Linked DNA regions of Homo sapiens: region 2 is linked to region 1. Evidence: chromatin loops called from intact Hi-C (ENCODE). Cell type or tissue: left lung. All regions are shown on one strand.

What was found. Hi-C counts contacts between places; a loop is a spot of excess contacts. Peaks named below come from ENCODE experiments on the same cell type or tissue, not always from the same donor. Only the 100,000 strongest peaks of a DNase experiment are listed, where the experiment ranks them.
Region 2: it touches region 1 in a loop (4-fold over the local background); 99 of 110 quality-filtered maps call a loop at or near these places.

Annotation. Positions count from the first base shown.
Region 1 is chr3:138,065,528-138,073,527 of GRCh38, forward strand. It overlaps DZIP1L (DAZ interacting zinc finger protein 1 like), which reads right to left. Exons shown (of 16, transcript NM_173543.3): 12 at 6,116-6,308; 13 at 2,624-2,840; 14 at 2,004-2,173. Among named protein-coding and RNA genes, the nearest start is that of DZIP1L, 46 kb to the right of the region's middle. RefSeq lists enhancers at 1,192-1,241, 5,200-5,701. In left lung, CTCF peaks have their summits at 3,210 (motif pointing right) and 3,418; a DNase peak (open chromatin) is centred at 3,214; H3K27ac peaks cover 607 bases.
Region 2 is chr3:138,111,762-138,119,761 of GRCh38, forward strand. DZIP1L (DAZ interacting zinc finger protein 1 like) reads right to left here and starts at 3,847. Exons shown (of 16, transcript NM_173543.3): 1 at 3,567-3,847. RefSeq lists enhancers at 3,158-3,659, 3,660-4,159 and a silencer at 3,282-3,501. In left lung, CTCF peaks have their summits at 3,352 and 7,345 (motif pointing left); DNase peaks (open chromatin) are centred at 3,370, 3,720 and 4,114; H3K4me3 peaks cover 1,797 bases; H3K27ac peaks cover 1,857 bases.

The sequences.
Region 1 (8,000 bases):
GCCAAGACTTTCTCTGAAGATTCCTAACACCCAGTCCCAAGACCTTGCCACCCTATTGCCCTTGCCTGGTGGGCATCGATACTTCTCCAAAGATCTGTTTCTGGTGAATTCTGATGGACTGGCAGGCTTGGCTTATGCTGTAAACATGGCCAAGTACTGCAGAGTCTATTAAGAGCAAGAAATTTGCAGACCGCAAGCCTAGCCTGACATCCCAGGGTTTCTACTTACTGACCTTGGAAAGACAAAACTCTAAATTCCATATTCTTTAACACAGCCTTGGCTAGAAAATACAACTGAAGCCAGAAGCTACAGGCCTCAGTTGGCAGTTTTATAGGAAAATCTTGAAAGAATGGGAGTAGACAGTTGTTTTGAAAAGAAGGAGGCTCAACTAGTCATTGCAACCTGTTAGATAGAAAATAATACGTTTAACGAATATTTTCATTCCACTTACCATGACAGTTAGCTCAGGTCTCTACAATGCCCTTTCCACCAACAAGTTGAATTTCTAAGTCTCTTGGCTGAAAAGGGCAAAGAGCTTTCCTGTATGATGAAACAGGCTGCATGGCCCAAAGGCAGCCTGCTATAAAGGTTGACTGTGGCTGCCTCCTCTGTCTCAAGCTTTGCTGGGAAGCCACATTTTTCACAATTGAGTTGTTGCAAAAAGTTATGTGTGTTACACTCTATGTGTTCTTGAAAACTATATTTGTCAAAATGTTCATGGTAGGAAACTGTTTTCCCTTCAAGTTGTAACTGAGGTTTACCTTGGAGGCTACTTTGACCACTGTGATATTTAACTCTATGACCACCAACTCTTGATCTGGTGCTAATGAACTCAAACAGCATTAAAGACTATGGGGATATTCTTAACATTGGGAACACAGCTAAAGGCAGCTCTTTCTGGGGGGAAAAATGGTTTACAAGTAAATAAATAAACAGTGACTCTAACACATTAACTTCAAAAACATCATACAGAATCTCAACTTGCCATGACATCGTTCTGTGGTCTTGGGCCAGTCATAATGTCTATGAGGCTTAGTTTCAACTTCTGTCACGATGTGTGTGGCTCAGCCTTCCCTCATCAGTGCTGTGAGGAGTAAATGAGGAGACTTGTGCGAAGAGATCCACACAGAGCTGAGCACGCGGTGAGCACCCAGCAACACCAACATAGAGGGGAGAGCCTTCTCTCACACGCCTCGAGCTTCCACAGAAGAAGGAACTTCTGCTCTACTCACCGAGATGGACAAGGATAGGAGAAACACCCTCCCAGTTTCTTCCCCACATACTACCCTCTCTCACAGAAGAAGCCAAGCAGAGGGGTGGGCCTACAACACACCCTGGGCCACGGCGCACCTGAAGGAGGGCCGCTGATCCAGAAGACAGTGCCAGCTCTTTCTCTCGGACCCTCCCCGCCCCTGTGGCTGGGGTTGGAGCCTGGCTGGAGTGTACCCTACAGCTGCCTGTTTAAGGGCCTGCACACTCAGGGTCTTCTTTGCAAACCCAGCCCTGCACACAAGTAAGATTGGGATCTGGATTTGGGGAGGCTGGAGGGGCCCCCACTTTGGCCTCAAGTGCGGGTTGTTCCTCTAATCCAGCCCTAACAGGAAGCCTATGCCTCAGGCATTCCTGGGCCCTGTCACCACTACTAGAGCGAGGCTTTGATCTCCCGTAGCTGGCCACAGTGTTTACTCTCTACTGGAAAGAACATGGAGGAGAAAAGGGGTGAATGGCTCCCTTCAACCTCCCACAGTTAACAATTTAATGACAAAACAAGGGGTAAAACTAAACCTTGCTCAAACTCTAGCTTTCTCCTGATATCTCTGCTATCCCACAAAAAAATATCTGAGGCGAAGGAGGACCATCCTTTCCAAGCCAAATAGAGAAAGAGATGTCAAATAAGAAAGCCTAAAGGAAGCTAAAGGGTGTTTCTGGAGCCTTGAGAAATCTGGGCTGGAGAAGGGCTACACCGGTGGTCCCAGCCCACTCACCCAAAGGTGCCAGCTCACCTGAGCCCTGGCCAGGGGGCTGGGCATTCTCCTCCGAGGTCTCTGTGTCAGACCAGTCCCAGTCATCCTTGGGCCGGGGCACCATCCTGGAAGGAACTTTTGGGGGCTGTAGAGACACACGCTGCACACGGTCTCCCTCTGAGTCCTCTTCAGAACTGAACGGGGGCGTGCTGCCACGAGGAGGAGAAGAAATGAGGGATGCATGGGCCAGAAAGAAAACTTCAAAAGCCAAACTTCACCACGCTTCAAGCTGGTTTGGTTTGCTCAGGGCCAGCCCTGCTCCCTCCCTCAGGCCCAGAAGACAGCCAGGAGACCCCTGGAGTGCAGCAGCCACACCAGTATCTCCCTTAGTAGAGCCCTGCCCATCTGAGGATCCAGCCCCTCTGGAGGGGGAACGGGTTTGGGGGAGGACATGGGTAAGGGGAGGGTGGGTTTGTCTTGGCTGGGAGCACAGGTTCTCAAGTCCAGAGCTCAGACTGGACCCCACCTGAGGCACCTTCTATTCACATGTGTCTGCCCCCCTCCTATCTGCAGAAGCCTGGAGGGAGCCCAGAACAGGACTGCCTGAATCCAGGAGCCACCACTGCAGGTGGGGTGAGAGGGCAGAGTCTGGGGCTCACCTCATCCCGGGCCCCGAGGAAGGAGGGGTGCTGGAGGGTCCATGCAGTCCGGGGCGTGGAGCGGGGGCGGACACCTGGGTCAGGCTGGAGCCATGGCTGCCATGGCTCTGACGAGTTGGTGGGGGTGGCTCTGCCGGTGTGGATGGCAAGGCCACCTGCAGGGTCCTGGTCTTTGGCTGGGCCTCTCTGGTGACCAGTGTGCTCTGCTGGCTTTTGACTGGAAACACAGAAAGGAATGATTTTTGGAGTACACCCATGCTGGATCTCAAGCCTAAGAGGAGGGAGAAAGTGGCTCCAACACCCTGGAAATGAACAATTACTCCCTCTCCGTGCTGTAATAACCACAGCAGATTTCATGACTGTTGCCAAATCAGGTGTTCTGCTGGCCAGATTCGAGGCTAGGACCACAGTTCCACAGTTTCATCAGAGACCAGGAGAGCAGCTGGGTGCTCCAGGGTCGTGTTGTCATTACTGAAGACCAGCAGGAGTCCGCGGGCCTGAAGAGGGGCTCAGTAGTCCTAGATGGACTTCACCAAGGCTGCTACCCTCTCCCCAACCCACGCTACAGCCGCTGCACTGCAGGCAGTCCTGCAGGAAGACCCCACTGCCACCAGAGGTCGCCGCAGGACTGCATGAACCATCAAGATCCACTCAAACCTCCTCCCAAATGCAGTCTGGGGCAAGGCAGTACCAAGGCAGGCAATTGGACACAGCCCCTCTGTTTTCCAAATTGCATCAAGACCTATAGCCACAAGAGCGGTCCCGGATCAGCAAGTTTTTATGGGAAGAGAAGAGAGAGAGTGCATCACAGGGAGTCAGACATGTGTGGATTGGGTCACAATGTAAAATGAGTTTCTTACAGTAATTCAAGATCAGAAAATGTTTGAAATACAGTTGACCCCGAAACAACGTGGGGTTGAACAGCCATGGGTCCACTTATACGTGGATTTTCTTCCGACTCTGCCACCCGTGAGACAGCAAGAGCAACCCCTCCTCTTCCTCCTCCTCTTCAGCCTACTCAACACAAAGATAACAAGGATGAAGTCCTTTATGATGATCCACTTCCCCTTAATGAATAGTAAACATATTTGCTCTTCCTTGTGATTTTCTTAATAACATGTTCTTTTCTCTAGCTTACTTTATTGTAATAATACAGCTTATAATTCATATAACATACAAAATGTGTGTTAATAGTCCATATTGTCGGTAAGACTTCTGGTCAACAGTAGGCTATGAGTAGTTAAGTTTTGGGGCAGTCAAAAGTTACACGCAAATTTTCAACTGCATGGGGGGTTTGCGCCCCTGACCCCTGCATTGTTCAAGGGCCAGCTATGCACTGCTCTCAGTGAATGTGTCTACTCAGAAGTGGAGCTTCCAGGAAAGAGTGAACTGAAGAGAAGGGGAAGACAAAGACAAGCCTGCTGGGGGAAAATAACAATAGCTTCCCATGACTGTGTACCAGATACTAAGAAAAGCACTTTACATACAACCACTTGGCCCCCGAGCATCTTCAGAGGCTATCATTTTCCCTACAGAGGCTTGCCCTCAGCTCCACGGAAGAAAGTGGTGAATACAAACCCAGGTTGTCTGTCTGCCCTAATCTTGGGCCCTCACCGCTACTTCCCACAGCCTTGCCCAGGCCACAGAAGAGGCAGGGTCCAAGCAGAAATGGGAGGTGAGCATTAAGACAGCACTTGTGGGACCCAGGAAAAGAATAAAGGTGCAGAGCTGGAAGGAAAGGTCTACAAAATGCCACAAAAACACAGCGCTCATCTCACAACTCAGTAACATCTCCAGAGAAGGCAGAACCCCAGGGCCAGGGAAAGGGAAGGCTGCGAAGGGGGCTCTCCCTCCTGGCTTTTTTACTACAGGAACAAAGGTGTGTGGGAGTGGGTGGGGCGTAGCACCTAGAAGGAGCAAGATACCTTTGCTTTCTCTTGGAAGCCAGCATTCCGAGGGTTTTTCCATTCATCCTCCCCAAGTCCCTGTCCCCTCCCTCCTCTGAGCTCCCACCACCCCCATGCTTGGCTCCATCACATCACCTGGTCCTGGCTGATTTCCCAGGTGAGGTGGAAGGCCCTGGCACAGAGTCAACCTCAGCAAGTACTGTACTAAATGAATGAGTGGGCAAATGAATGAATGAACATTTGACTGAATGAGCAAAAGGATATACGTTTAAATTGGAGCATAAAAGGCAGATTGGCAACCAGGACAAATACCCTTCTGTCTGAGATTTCTATGCAAGATAAAAACCGTCCTTTCCTTAGAGATTTTAAGGCCAGAAGTTTAAACTAAATATTATAGTTTCCCAGGTCATCAATACATTTTTTTACCATATTTTCATGCCAAAATGACAATGCTTTTAAGCACAAAATACCTGCTTGATACTTGTCCAAGTAATAATTTCCATGAGCTCACAGGATTGCTATGTTAGTCTTATTTTCTTCTAATTCACATGAGGAAAAATAAAAATAAGTTATAAAATGATTGGTTGATGTAGCAACTAAAATCATCTCTCATATCCTCAGAGATACGTGGGCCATACTCTGCAAAATTTTTTTGCATGAAGAGCTCAAATCGGTTCTTCCTGGACACAGGAGATACAGAACTGGCCTCCTTCTGGCCACATGTGTCCCTGACTGAGGAGACGAAGTAAAAGGAGCAGGACAGCACCTGCATGAGCAGACCAGACCCACTGAAGCCCTCCCCAGAGCCTCTCACCACAGCAGCCCAGACCCTCTTGGAACCCTCTGGAAACAGGGGGCTCTCAAACCTGGGAACACAAATACACTTGCTCCGTAAGAACAGACTCAAGGGTCCTGGTCCACAGAATTTCGTGTTCCACCAGAACCACAGGGCCTTCTCTTGTCATGACCCCCAGAGCATGGACAAATGGTAAAGTGGCAGCTATGACCTGGCCCAAGGAACCAACTATGAGCTCTGAGAATTCATCTGCGTGCAGAACTGGCCCAGTCTCTCATGCTCTCCCATGGCCAGAGCAGGGGCTATCTGAGCTCTGCAGAAGTTTACATTCAATTGATATTTGCCTCCACCTGCAGCTTCAATGCTCCCGGGCCTCTGCCTGCCTCCCCAGGCTGGCATGCCTGGTGTGTAGAGCCAGAAACTGAATAGGCTGCTCTCTGTTGAAGAGACACTCAACTGTGGTCGCAACAAGCCAAACAGAATGAAGGTGCTAAGGGAGGCAGCATGTCTGCACAGGGACAGTTCAGGCTGACAACAGGCTCCAGCTCCGGCTCTCCTCCAACTTCCCCGAGTGACCCTGGACAAATGCCCCCACTCCACCCCAGATCCTATTTCCTCAACAGAGAACTTCTGGACTCAGTCCCCTGTAAGGACCCTACCAGCTCAGCCCTTCAGAGAAGTGCCCCTAATGGGGGACAGAGACTATACCCTCCTCATGTGCAAACAAGTTTTGGCAAGAATGGGACCCTTACAGGTCACAGCCCTGAGCAAGCCCTCTCCCCAGTGTACCTGAAGGCTGCCCGTCTGGCTGGGACACCACAGCGCCATTCTCCTGTCTCTCCTTCGCTCTGCTGGTGACTTCCTTGACAAGCTTTCCCCTCAGACTCAGAAATTCAGAAAACTTCCGGGCCTTCTGCTCCCGCTGGACTCTCAGCAGGGATTCCAGGTGTCTGAGAGTCTGAATCGAGATTCCCTTTGCATCCTAGAGGAGACAGGAGTTCACCTTTACAGAGAGAGGCTACCCTTCTTCTCCTTCCCCTAAGCCTCTCACACCTGCTGCTGCTGGCCTGGGAGTCTGTGATCAGTGCCTGGTGCTTTTCTTGCAGGACTGGGGGGCATGAAATGAGGATCAGAGAAGGGTAAGCAGCGGCTTCAAAGTTGCTGAAAGTGCAATGGTTCAGGGTTTGGGAGCCCCATCAAAATGTGCACAGCAGGATAATGCAAAGGACTGCGTCACAATTCTGACCACATCATAGCATAAGGGACTTCGTTGGAACATGCTTTTCTACCATCTGACTGAATCCTAGGATAAGAGACCACAGCTTGCTCATTTTTGTACTCCCAATTACTATTATTATGCCAAACACACTGTCCATGGCTAACAATGTTTAAAAAACTAAACTGCTGTAAACACAATCCAAGTACCCTTTCAAGACCTATTGGAAGTTGCTCGAGCTTTTGACATCCACCCAGAGCCCATGGGAGGGTCCAGGGAGGCATCTGAATCCAAGATGAGGATTCATGCAAGGTTAGAAAGGAATGTCTTAATCAAATCTGAATATAGGGCCAAAGTTAGAGTAGTCAGTAGTTGAAAACAATCAAAGTAGTGACCATTCTTCCTAAAATAACCCTAGTTGTCTATTTTTTTTTTCTAACTTACTCTACACAAACAGCATTCCAATAGTGTAATGCTTGGCTAATTTAATAATAGGTGTGTTTTTATTTAATAATAGATTTCATTGGTGCTTCTAATAATAACATACGTGTTCTGGTTAAGCACAATGGCATTCAAATACTAGTTGGAGAGAGAATCCATAGACCCTGTAAAGGAACTGGATCACTGCTGCAGACTCCCTGAGATGCCGAAAACCTGAGTCTGCTTGCTTTCTCAATGGGGAGGTTTGTGGTCTGGGGCAAGTTCCCAGCCCTGGTCACTGGCTGCTTGGAAATAGACTTGCTCCTGTTGGTGGGGCACAGTGCGAGTGAGACCGGACTTTAGGACCGCAGGCTGCGTGGAGATGGGCTGAGGCCTGTGACTGCCAGATTTCCCCCACTTCCCTGGCGACCTGTATGACTCAGCAGAGGCAGCCATAATCCCCCTGGGAATATAACTCCATTGGACTGGGAACACACCCTCATCCCCAACAGTAGCTGCAGCAAGCCACACCCAAGGAGAGGCTGAGCTCAGACACGTCTATCCCTGGCCCCACCTGGTGGTCTTCCTGCACCCGCCCTGGTAGCTGAAGACAAAGGTCATAATCCCTTAGGAGCTGTATGGCCCTGCCCACCGCCTGAGAAACCTGAATACTTAACCAGGTGTCCCTAGGGCAAGTAGGGAAGTATGCATCCTCCCTATAGGACCACAGTTTGAAAGCACCACCTCCTAGCTGGAGGCCAACAAACACAAAACCAATGCACTAAACAAACAAAAAGAAAAAACAAGGACCCTCAAGAGTCCACTTCACTCCCCTACTACCTCCACTGGAGCAGGTGCTGGAATAGTATCCACGGCTGCAAGACCTGAAGATGGATCACATCACAGGACTCTTTGCAGACACTCCCCAGTACCAGCCTGTAACTCTACTGGGTGGCTAGACCCAGAAGATCAAAAACAATCACTACAGTTCAGCTCTCAGGAAGCCCCATTCCTAGGGGAAGGGGGAGAGCACTACAT
Region 2 (8,000 bases), 46 kb after region 1:
AGACAGGCGGATCACCTGAGGTCAGGAGTTCAAGACCAGCCTGGCCAACATGGTGAAACCCCGTCTCTACTAAAAATACAAAAATTAGCTGGGCATGGTGGTGGGTGCCTGTAATCCCAGCTACTTGGAAGGCTGAAGCAGGAGAACTGCTTGAACCCAGGAGGTGGAAGTTGCAGTCAGCCGTGAGCAGAGACTGTGCCATTGCACTCCAGCCTGGGCAACAAGAATGAAATTCTGTCTCAAAAAAAAAAAAAAAGATGGAGCAGAACTGTGGAACTTGAAGATGATTATGATGATATGATGATAGTATAATAGGTAATATTTATCAAACATCTATATGTCAGGCACTGTGCCTGCCTTTAAAAGTAGTAATTCTAAACTCATATAGCCTTGTAGATGGCTATGGTTCGTCTCATCTCACAGATGTAGAAACTGAGGCTCAGAGAAGCTAAGATCCCTGCTCACTCAGCTACTAAATAATGAAGCCAAGATTCAAACCAAGTTCTATCTGACTCCAGAGCTTTTGAATTATGCCAAACTCTTAATAATTATGATAATTATAATGATATACAAATTATTTTCCATTATGGAAATTACAATACCTGAGTTTTCTTGACCAAAGTGCAAGCGCTGACAGAGTTTACAGCAAATCACCACAGGGTTAGTGTTGGGGATTCTAAATTCTCCCTGTATTTCAGCAGGGCTTGTCTGAACCCGACTCAGCTCCACAGCTTGCGTCCTGATTAGGATAGGCGGACAAAAAGCCAAATGAGAGTGTTGCATGTTACCTGGAAACCATACACCCCAGGGGCAAGGACATCGTGCTTTTTTCAGACGAATTGTGAGCAGACTGCTTTTCCCACATCTGGGAATAAAAACACAAGGAAGAAATGACTCACTGTCAACCAGGAGCAGTGGCTCTCGCCTGTAATCCCAGCACTTTGGGAGGCCAAGGAGGGCAGATCGCCTGAGGTCAGGAGTTCAAAATCAGCCTGGCCAACATGGCGAAATCCTGTCTCTACTAAAAATACAAAAATTAGCTGGGCGTGGTGGCTCATGCCTGTAGTCCCAGCTACTCGGGAGGCTGAGGCAGGAGAATCACTTCAACCTGGGAAGCAGAGGTTGCAGTGAGCCGAGATCGCACCATTGCACTCCAGCCTGGGCGACAGAGTGAGACTTCGTCTCAAAAAAAAAGAGAGAGAAGAAATGACTCACTGTCATTAGGAAAACTGAAGCTGTTTAATCACCTTTAGATATATTGACAGGGTTTTGGGAAACTTCCCATTCCTAGACCAATATTATGAATAAGGGACCCAAAAGAATATTTGTGCTAACATTCAAACTTGCTTCATTGTTAAGAGTTGGTTTCTGCCTGGGACAATCCCACACCCATCTAGAATATAGAAAACCCATCTACCACCCTTGCTTTGCACACTCCCAGTGACAAGTTGTTCACCACCTCACAAGACAGCCATCCCACTGTGAAACAATCCCTGGAGACTTTATGGTTCTTCTAAAACCGGCCCACCAATAATCTGTCAAAAATAACTCCCTCAAAATTGGCCAAACACCTTATTTTTTAACATAAACTGACAGCTAGACAACAACAACAACATCACCACTTTACTGTCTCTTCTGCTTCCTCAAGAATGCAGTCAAGAGGAGAACTTGAGGGAGCCAAGTTTCCAAGGTGGCTGCCAGGCAATCATTTACAAACCTGCCCTGGCTCCCAAGCTAACTTCAGCAGTGCCCACTGGGGGAGCTCAGGCGTGTCATTAATGCTAATTGTTGTGGCTGCCAAGGAAACCTTCACACAGTTTGCAAACAGGCTATGCACACACAGTATGCAAGGGAGCTCCAGAGACCTCAACAGAGATGACAGGGACCTGGGAGCTCTCCTGAAGTACTGCCACTGCAGAGCTTAGCCTTATTCTCAGATTCCATGGTGTTCTCCTTTTCCACTCTTCCCTGACCCTCATGGGGGCTGCAGCGACTCCTAGAACCTTCAAGCAGCGAGACAAAGGTCCCCTCAACCGGGCACAGCGCTCTCCTTACACCTGGCCTCCTATTCCCAGCAACTTTAAGGAGATATTTTTAAGTGGCCATGGTTTTATCAAAAGCCTATTAAGTTTTTGCCACAAACGGATTTTATTTAAAATAAAAATAGGGGTAGGTATTTGACTGATGTCTCTTGGGAGTGTTTTAGAGAAGAGGAATGAATACTGACATGTCCTATCTTCCCAGATGCAGAATTGTAAAACAAACAAACATAATTGCTTTTCACATGTAAAAGAAAACTGGCTTAGAACATACTAGCGTTTTCTTTGCCATGAAGGAGTTCACCTTCAGTGACTAAGCCAGAACTACTAGAGCTGCCAGGCCTAGGGACAGGAGACATTGCCAGTGCTTAGCCAGGCTGGCCAGGACTAACCATCTCTGCAAGGAGTCCACAAGAAGCCTCAGGGCAGCCTTTCCCTGCTCCTATCAATTTGAGTTGAGCAAAAAACCTTTGACCAAATATCAGCTCCATGGCACAACCCACAGTTATGGTGCCCACATGAACTCAGGTTTCTGTTCCCAACCTGAAGCATACAACTTCATGAGGTATTTTATCAAGTTAGATAGTATCAAAAAATATTCCCAGATGAGGGAGGTGTCTGACCAAGACAGTCAGAAGGCCCCTTATCAGCCACTAGACTGGAGGATCAGCCTTCCCTAAGCAGGATTGTTCTCACTGGCCAGTCCTCACATCCGGGAGGGGGAGGAGAGGTGCTAGGGGCTGCAACTGAGAAGGGAGAGATCACCCACCCTATCTGCAGATGAGGGTGTGAGAAGCCAAGTCAGAACACCCCATACTTCCCAGGCCTCTCTCCAAAGTCCTGTTAGAAATCGAATTCCAGGAGACCAGGCAGGGGCAGCCTAGGCCCTGGGCCCCTAGGAAGTGCTCCGTGAACTAGGCCCTGCCCAGGCAGCCTCGGACCCCCTCCTCTGCCCTGCCTCCTGATCCCTGTCCTGCACTGAGCAGGTCTTCGGTGGACTTTATGCGCAGCCACCTCAGGATGAAAATACCACGTCTGCCTCCTGCTGAGGTCCAGCCCAGGAAAGGAAGAAGGGGAACGAAAGATGCCAATGCGATTGCTTTTAAATCACCTCATTACTAAAAGAATCCTCCTTTACCTACGGCACTCAGATCATCAAGCCCTCCCAAATCACTTTTCTTTTTTCAAAAAGTAAAAACCCAAGGCCGTCTTCCCAGTGAAGCCGAGTCTTGGGGCATCCCGTCATTCGTCCCCCGCGCACGGGTCCTTCCCTCCCTGGGCGCCGCAGTTCGGAGCAGGCCGAGGGGGCCGGGCTGCAGGGCCGCGCCGGGCCAGAAGGGCGCGCCCTGGGCAGCGCGGACGCACGCAGCCGGCTCCTCCCGCGCCCCGCTGCACCCCGGCAGGGAGTTCGCCCCCGCTAATGTTTAACCTCCCGAATCGCTGATCCCTCGGACTGCAGCCAAGCTACCCACCCGCCCCGCTCCCGGGACGAATTCCTGGCATAGTTTTCCCGCGCGGCCCGCTCACCGTGGGGTCTCCTGGAGCCGGGGACGGCGGGAAGACGTCTCGAGGTGGCGGCTCCCATACTCGCCCCACGTCCCGCCTCCAGACTTGCTCCACCGCCCCAGACAGCCCAGAGATGGTTCCCGGAATGCTCACCGCCCGCCGTTCCCGGGATGCTTCCCCAGCCCCACGCAGTCCGGGCGCTCTCTGCGGCGGAGGCAGAGCCTGCCCGGCCCACTCCAGTGCCGCCAACCTGCGGGACCGCGGACAGAGAGCTCCTCGGTGCGTCGGTCAGCTCGTGGCTTGGGGTCTCTGGTGCCTCCAGCTCCTACTACAGCCGCCCCGCCCCACCTCAAGAAGAGGTGGAGCCTCTCCCGGCCCCTCTCGGACGAGCTATTTTTAGGTCTGTAACGGATGGGGGAAGGCGGGAATGCCACGTTTAATCCGTTAGTAAAATCCAGGATCCAAGTGAATGGCTTCCTGGCCTTGCTGAGAGGCTGGACTTGCCCCGGTTTCCCCACACCCTGCCTCCGGTACAATCGATAGCCTGCTGTGCAGGGGCGGCCGCACCCCCCGGGCAGATAGCCCTGCCCACCCTCCTAAAGGGACCGTCCTGGTTTCTTCCTGACCGGATCCCAAGCTAGGAGAGTTCTTTGGGTGTGCCCCAGGTCTGATCAGACAGACAGCAGCCACCTTCCCTCCGCAGCCCCCACCCACCACCCCCTACCCTCCCAACCTGCTGGTTTGCCCTGGGGATGCCAACTTGGAAACCCAGGACTGAAAAACTTATTTTTTCTCCTGATATTAGTCCCTGATCTCTTCCCATAGTAGTAGTTGCTTTGCTGAGATTCCGTTTTGTGGGCACCGTAACTGTGAGTTGTGCCATAGAGCTGATATTTGGTCAAAATGTTTGTTGCTCAACTCAAATTGATAGGAGCAGGGAAAGGCTGCCCTGAGGCTTCTTGTGGACTCCTTGCAGAGATGGTTAGTCCTGGCCAGCCTGGCTAAGCACTGGCAATGTCTCCTGTCCCTAGGCCCGGCAACTCTAGTAGTTCTGGCTTAGTCACTGAAGGTGAACTCCTTCATGGCAAAGAAAACGCTAGTATGTTCTAAGCCAGTTTTCTTTCACATGTGAAAAGCAGTTATGTTTGTTTTACAATTCTGCATCTGGGAAGATAGGACATGTCAGTATTCATTCCTCTTCTCTAGAGCACTCACAAGGGGCATCAGTCAAATACCTACCCCTATTTTTATTTTAAATAAAATCCTTTTGTGGCAAAAACTTAATAGGCATTTGATAAAACCATGGCCACTTAAAAATATCTCCTTAAAGTTGCTGGGAATAGGAGGCCAGGTGTAAGGAGAGCTCTGCGCCTGGTGGAGGGAACCTCTGTCTCGCTGCTTGAAGGTTCTAGGAGTCGCTGCAGCCCCCATGAGGGTCAGGGAAGAGTGGGAAAAAAGCTCCTTTTCACACACACTCTCTCTCTCTCCACTCCGCAACTCTTCTCCCTCCCTCTTTCTCTTTTTTCCATTTCAAAGGCTTTCGTCCCACCACAATCTCAATCTGCCAAGCTCTACATTTTGAGGCAGCCAAAGCAAATGTGTATGGGAACAAGCGTTGTCAAGGACTTGCAGGGAAACTGGAACTCCTGTGCATTGCTGGTGGGAATGTAAAATGGTACCATTACTGTGGATACAGAATGGTAGTTCCTCAAAAAATTAAACAAGAATTGCCAAAAGATCCAACAATTCCATTTCTGGGTATATACCCCAAAGAACTGAAAGCAGGGATTCAAACAGATATTTGTATACTCATGTTCATAATAGCATTATTCACAATAGCCAAAAAGTGGAAACAATTCAAATGTCTATCGACAGATTAATGGATAAGCAAAATGTGGTATATCCATACAATGTAATATTAACTTTAAAAGGGAAGGAAATTCTGACACATGAATGAACCTTGAAAACTGTCTTAGTCTATTCAGGCTGCTATAACAAAATACCATTGAGTGGGTAGCATATAAACAATAGAAGTTTTTTTCTTACAGTTCTGGAGGCTGGGAAGTCCAAAATCAAGACATTGGCAGATTCGGTGCCTGGTGAGGGCCTGTTTCCTGGTTGATAGGCTGTCATCTTCTCACTGCACCCTCACTTAGTAGAAGGGGGCTGGCTAGCTCTCTGGGGTTTCTTTCATAAGGGCACTAGTCCCAATTATGAGGACTCTACCTTCATGACCTAACCACCCCCCAAAGGCCCCACCTCCCAATACCGTCACCTTGGGGGTCAGGATTTCAACCCCATTTTGCAGGGACACAAACATTCAGATCAAGGCAAAAGCATTATGCTAAATGAAATAAGCTGGACACAAAAGGACAAATATTGTATTATTCCACTTATACCTGGAAATATTGTATGATTCCACTTGTACCTAGAATAGTCCATTCACAGAGACAGAAAGTAGAATAGTGGTTACCAGTGGCTGGAGGAGGGGGAATGAGTAGTTATTGATTCATGAGTACAGATTCTCAGTTTGGGAATGATGAAAAAGTTCCAGAGATAAATGGTAGTGATGGTTGCACAATAATGTGAATGTACTTAATGCCACTGAATTGTACACTTGAAAATGGTTACGATGGCAAATTTTACATTATGTACAGTTTATCACAATTTTTTAAACATTAAAAAAAAATAGTGGATGGAGCAGGGACCAGGACTAAGTTGGGATATCTGTGCACCATGTATTCGGATGGGGGATCTTGTTCCTGCCGTCTTCTCCTAGTCAGGGCACTTTTTTCACCCCAGGATTTTCTGCCACCCACAAGAGCAAAGAGAAGAGTCCAGGCCTTGGGAGTCAAAGACACATCTACATTCCACATTCCCAAGCTACATAACCCTGGGAAAGTCACGTAGCCTCTCTGACCTTTCATTTTTCTCCTCTGTAAAATGGGAAAAGTAAACTCTACCTAGAAGAGTTGTTAGAATCAAATTAGCTAAATTACATGTAGGCTCTGCCCTGGGCCTACAAGTCAGTGGTGTGCACTCCTGACTTGACACTGTGAAATCGCCAAGGACATTTGCTTCTCAGCTCTCTTCCCACTGTATCCCTGAAATTTGCAGAAAGTAGTTCTGAGGATACCTTTGTGCATGTTATTTCCACCAGCCTCAATTTCCCCATGTGTAAATAGGGTGCCCTCCTTTGCAGGGCTGGTGTAAGAAAGTAGACTTGACATGCACCCAGATCTACCTTAGCCAAAAACCAAATCCTGAATCTTGAGCTGACTAAGACCTCATGCATGGAACCCTCACACTCTTCCCTTACTGGGCCTTAGTTCAACACTCAACACAGGGAGGAGTTACTGCATGCCTATCATGTGCCAAGTTATTTTCTTAGTCCCAAGGATACCAACAACCTCTAGAGGACTAGATCACTTGGCACTGGAAAGCTGTCATTTCTGCTGCCCACCTCTACTGTAGCACACACAAGCTCTGGCATCAGCCGTGGGGACAGGTGCATAGACCAAGGGAGACTGGCCCTAGCTGGCTAGTCCAGGAGACATTCCTGTCACCCCGAGCAGCTGGCCCATAACTGCTGGGTGGGAGGACAGGAGGATGGATTTTCAATATCCCAATGGCCCCTCACTCCCTCCTCAGCCCAGTACTAGTCACCCGCCCTCTGACCCAGCTCAGCCCCTTTCACAGACGGTCTCCCTCCTACACCTCAGGAAATAGGACACAGCCTAGACAGCCTGTAATAGGAGTGCCCTCTGCTGCCAAATGCTGGCATCACACCTTAGAAACCTGCTCTGGATCCCATTCTCCTGAAGGGAAGTGTATCTGAGGTGTATGGGACAGGTCTCCCTGCGCTGGGATGCCGGCCACTAATGAGCCCTGAGGTGATTTTAGGTCAAAAGTGTATTGTTGGGTTTTCTGCGTTGATGTATAGATAGGCAGGCATACAGTCAGAGGAGGATTTTACATAAAATCTGGTTTGCTGGTTTCTGAAAAATCTAAGAATCTAGCAACAAAAGAAAGGCCTGCACTCTGACATGTCTAGAACTGGCAGGATCTGAGAGGAAACTTTCTTAGGCAGATCGTACATTCTAGCCCAATCCCTGAAAAGTTCACTTTGAAGGAAGTCTGAGCACTTACCGAAAAGACCTCCTTTCTCAGGAAAACATCCCTTCTGCAAAAATGAAAATGCAGAGCTGGATAAGCCTGGCCTAAGGCGTGGCTGTGATATGGCCCCTCATTGGCTGGCAGTGATGGGCGGGTGGGATCTAGAAGGAGCTGCCCCAGCTGCCTCCTGCCTGGGCTTTTGCCTTTTGGAGGAGGGATTCCTCTTTGGCAGTTTGATGAAGCCCACACCCTTTCCTCAGAATGGTTTTTATTTTTATTTTTTATTTATTTATTTATTTTTTGAGACGGAGTCTTGCTCTGTCTCCAGGCTGGAGTGCA